2 separate regions of the Homo sapiens genome follow, and region 1 is linked to region 2. Evidence: read pairs that join two places in POLR2A ChIA-PET (ENCODE). Cell type or tissue: PC-3. All regions are shown on one strand.

Region 1 (2,500 bases), 130 kb before region 2:
ATGGAGCAAGATTTTGTAAGACCAAAAAAAGCCACCAACATCACAATATTTTGACCATAAACAATATATCACTTAACTTTCACTAGGAATGAAAATTCTAGTAACTTTTCATCAACTGTAACGATAACATTAGTGTATACATCTAAATACACCAAAGTTTAAAATATATTTTAGGATTAAAACACCAGGATACTTGACAGAAAAAGGTCTTACTCTTTCCCATGTAAGCTCTTCAGCAGCTCGGTCCCATTCTAAAGCATTCCAATTCATGTCATCTGAAAATATAATTGCAATTTAAAGATTACTTGAAGTAAAAATAATAAATAATAAAAAAAATAGAATGCACTAAAAATAGTAAAATTTAGTACTTTGTAAGCTGTTGTTGAGAAGCTAAGCCACATTTCCATACTGAGTATTTGCTTGTCAGGGAACAAATAAGAATAAAAACATACATATAAATAAATAATACATATAAAGTAAGGTAATCCTAGATTGAGATAAATGCTAGAAAAGGAATAAATAAGGTTATCTGAAAGAGAGGAATTCAATAGCTCTAAGCCAGGAAAGAATCTGGCAGATTTGAGAAAAGTAAGGAAGCCAGGGAACTAAGGACATTCTGACTAATGATATGGGTAGTAGAAAGACAGAAATCAGATCATACAAGAGGAATGTGGAGTCTGGATTTTATTCTTTAGTAATGGGAAAACTACTAAAAGATTTAAAGGCAGCAGAGTAATATGAACTATGTGGAGCAAGAACGGAAGGAGAAAGAATAGTTAGGAGCTACTGTATTAGATCAAGAGAGAGAAATAACGGCCAGACTCAAGGGTAGCAGCAGGCTGTATTCTCAGAGCCTCTGACCTCCCCCTGCAAAGGCCCCCTGTTACCATTACACAAGTCGCTTTTTCTCATCCTTCAGAGGTCTCAGCTCAAATACCAGGTACTCTGAGCTACCTGGAAAACCTTATTCAAAATAGGTCTAGGCTGGGCACAATGGCTCATGCCTATAATCTCAGCACTTTGGGAGGCTGAGGCAGGAGGATCACTTGAGCCCAGGAGTTCAAGACCAGCCAGGACAACAGGGAGAACCCATCTCTACCAAGAAAACAAAAACAAAAACTAAATTAGCTGGGCATGATGGCACACATCTGTGGTCCCAGCTACTTGGGGAGCTGAGGTGGGAGGATCACTTGAGCCCAAAAGGTCAAGGCTGCAGTGAGCTGTGTTCCTGCCACTGTACTCCCTCCCAGGTGACCTTGGCTCAAAGGCAAAACCTTGTCTCAAAAAAAAAGGTAAATTAATAGGTCTCTCCCCAACAGCATCCTCAGAGCAACCCGCACAACACTCATCATGACGTGTATTTCCTACTTTTTCACTAAACCAGAAACTCCAGGAATGCAGCAGCCTAATGTTTTGGTCACAGTTATATGCTCAGTGTCTAACAGAGTACGTGACACAAAGAGACACAAAAATATCAGGCTGCCAAGTAGAACTAGAGATAGTGCAAAGCTTGACAGGAAAACTGTGGTGGGAGGGAGGAGGGGAAGTGAGTGACCAACAGCTGACTGGTAGACCCTGTCTTGGATCTTTTTTTTTTTTTCTTGAGACGGAATCTTGCTGTGTCACCCAGGCTGGAGTGCAGTGGCATGATCTCAGCTCCCTGCAACCTCTGCCTCCTGGGTTCAAGTGATTCTCCTATCTCAGCCTCCCAAGTAGATGGGATTACAGGCGTGCGCCACCACACCCAGCTAATTTTTGTATTTTTAGGAGAGATGGGGTTTCACCATGTTGGCCAAGCTGGTCTCAAACTCCTGACCTCAGGTGATCTACCCATCTCCTGTCTTGGATCTTATTTTACATTCTAGAGTTTACACTGCTAGAAAACGAGACGTTGATTTATTTAGATGGCATCTTGTCTGCAGTATAAACTTCAAGATTCTTTTTCAATCTTAGAAATTGCACTGACTCAAGGGACATGGAAAGAGAGAAGCAAATGAATGAGGTGAATCTGTATCAAAGTCCTTTATTTAAAAAAAGTAGTACCTAATCCAACTTAAAAAATAGTTTCTTCCTATCTATCCTATTAAAAAAGTCCTGTGTAGGCCGGGCGCAGTGGCTCACGCCTGTAATCCCAGCACTTTGGAGGCCGAGATGGGCGGCTCACAAGGTCAGGAGATCGAGACCATACTGGTAACACGGTGAAACCCCGTCTCTACTAAAAATACAAAATATTAGCCGGGCGTGGTGGCGAGCGCCTGTTGTCCCAGCTACTCGGGAGGCTGAGGCCGGAGAATGGCGTGAACCCAGGAGGCGGAGCTTGCAGTGAGCCGAGATAGCGCCACTGCACTCCAGCCTGGGCGACAGAGCGAGACTCAGTCTCCCAAAAAAAAAAAAAAGGCCTGTGTAAAAAGGATTTTAAAACACAAAACATGCCCTGTTTCATAGAAAAAAACATATTTATGCATATGTACATCCATAAATGCCAGTTTGCCAAAATAAA
Region 2 (2,500 bases):
AAGAAGGCCTCAAGTGAGCATGTGTAGAACTCCAGTAAACACACTGCCCTGCTCCTCTCCCAAGTGCTGGCAGGCCACTGTGTATGCGACAGCCCATGCCTGGGGTGTAATCGGGAGAAGTAACCCAAGACCCTGGAAGTACGCCAACATATAAAACCCCAAGTTGAAAGGCCCAACCCTGCATTGGATCTCTCGTTGCCCGCTTGGCCCTCTTCCAAGTGTACTTTTCTTTCATTCCTGCTCTAAAGCTTTTTGTTTTTATTTTTGGTTTTTGAGACGGAGTCTTGCTGTGTCACCCAGGCTGGGGTGTAGTGACGTGATCTCGGCTCACTGCAACCTCCGCCTCCCTGGTTCAAGCGATTCTCTTGCCTCAGCCTCCTGAGTAGCTGGGGTTACAGGCTCCTGCCACTATGCCCGGCTAATGTTTTTGTGTTTTTAGTAGAGACGGGGTTTCACCACGTTGGCCAGGCTGGTTTCAAACTTCTGACCTCAAGTGATCTGCCCACCTTGGCCTCCCAAAGTGCTAGGATTACAGGCGTGAGCCACCGCGCCTGGCCTAAAGCTTTCTAACAAACTTTCACTCCTGCTCTAAAACTTGCCTTGGTCTCTCCTGCGTTATGCCCCTCAGCCGAATTCTTTCTTCTGAGGAGGCGAGAATTGAGGCTGTTGCAGACCTGTGCAGATTCAACGCCAGTAACAGCATGGTCATGGCTCACTGCAGCTTAACCCCCTGGGCTCGAGGGATCCTCCTTTCTCAGCTTCCCAAGTAGGTAAGACTGCAGGCACACATCACCATGCCCTGCTAATTAAACAATTTTTTTTGTGTAGAGACAGAGTCTCACTTTGTTGCCCAGGCTGGTCTCGAACTCCTAGGCTCAAGCGATACTCCTGCCTCAGCCTCCCAAAGTGCTTGGGTTACAGGCATGAACCACTGTGTCTGGCCACAGCATGTTCTGGAATATGAAGATCTGGCCACACACAGATATGTAGTTGGACAAGGGAGAAGTATTTTAATTGCCTTTCACAAAACTGGATATTCTTCGATATTGCACCAAAACCCAACAAGTGATAGACTGAATACACTTTCTTCTGTCACACTGGTCCATCTTGCATCTTGAAAAGGTCTGGTACCTATGCATGATGCTGTAACATCATATGCATATTTGGCAAATATTGGTCTAGTGAGCAGATCTTCCGGTTGTTGACACATTTCATTATGCAATGTCAAAGATTCATACTTTATTATTGAGAAAGAGTCTCGCTCTGTCATCCAGGCTGGATTGCAGTGGTGTGACCATGGCTCACTGCACCCTCAACCTCCTGGGCTCAAAAGGATCTTCCCACTTCAGCCTCCCAAGTAGCTGGGACCATATAAGCATGCCATCAGGCCCAACTAACTTATTTTTGGTAGAGACAGGGTGTATGTTGCCCAGGCTGGTCTCTGACTCCTGGGCTAGAGCGACTCCTCTTGCCTCAGCCTCCCAAAGTGCTGGGATTACAGGTGCGAGCCACTGCACCTGGCCAAAAAGATGATTTTCTTTTTGAAAGTGTATGGTGCCACTACCTGACTCACACTAAGGTGTGGTTTTAATGGTCACTGCTTTTGCACCATCAGTGCAAAAGTCAACACAGTGAAAAGGGCAGTAACTTCAGTGTAGGAAAATACATTTGACTCATAGGCCCCTTGGAAAGACCCAGGACCCCGAGGGATCCATGGAGCAGACTTTGAAAACCAGTTTTAATGTACATAAACCATTTAGAGCAGTGATAGGGCACACACATTTATATTTTTACTACCTTGTCGTGTTTTCCCCACTTTTCCTGCCCTTCAACACTTTCTCGGCCATTTGCCTTTGGTCCCCACTTTTCTGGTGCTTTTAGATGACCCCATTCTGCCAAGACTGCCTGCAAGGAACACCTAGGTTGGAGAAACTTCTCCATGCTTACAAATTACTGATTAGTCAGTTACTACCGTGTCACCTTCCTCTGGCCACACCCCCCAACCCTCAATCTGTTGGAGCTGTTTCACCTAGAGAAAGAAAATGAGAGTCAAGAAATTCAGTCCAATGTAACAGAGAGATGGGCCTCTTAGCCCTCCCTGTGACATTTGTGCCTCACAGCGGCTGCTTGCAGAGTTGACCCTCATCTGAATTCAACCAACCTCAGGTTGAGAACATTCAGAGAAAAAAATTGCATCTGTACTGAACATGTAGATTTTTTCTTGTCATTACTCCCTAAATACAGTATGACACTTACATATCATTTATATTAGATATTATGAATAATAGAGATGATTTAAAGTATACAGGAGGATGTATGTTATATGCAAATACCACGATTTTTATCAGGGACTTGAGCGTCCATGAAATCTGGCACCTACAGGACATCCTGGAACTGCCCCCACATAGAAATTGAGTAGGCTGAAATTAAAAACAGGACATTTAACAAACCTCCAATGAATCTAGCAGGTGTAGAAATCGGGAACCAGCAGTAATACATG

Evidence for each region. Peaks named below come from ENCODE experiments on the same cell type or tissue, not always from the same donor. Only the 100,000 strongest peaks of a DNase experiment are listed, where the experiment ranks them.
Region 1: POLR2A ChIA-PET joins it to region 2 with 8 read pairs; 3 of 35 experiments call an interaction of 5 or more read pairs at or near these places.

What each region holds. Positions count from the first base shown.
Region 1 is chr5:10,391,857-10,394,356 of GRCh38, reverse strand. It overlaps MARCHF6 (membrane associated ring-CH-type finger 6), which reads right to left. Exons shown (of 26, transcript NM_005885.4): 8 at 214-275. Among named protein-coding and RNA genes, the nearest start is that of MIR10397, 9.3 kb to the left of the region's middle. In PC-3, no CTCF peak of the experiment used is centred here; no DNase peak of the experiment used is centred here.
Region 2 is chr5:10,266,525-10,269,024 of GRCh38, reverse strand. No RefSeq gene overlaps it. Among named protein-coding and RNA genes, the nearest start is that of CCT5, 17 kb to the right of the region's middle. In PC-3, no CTCF peak of the experiment used is centred here; a DNase peak (open chromatin) is centred at 1,264; H3K27ac peaks cover 1,011 bases.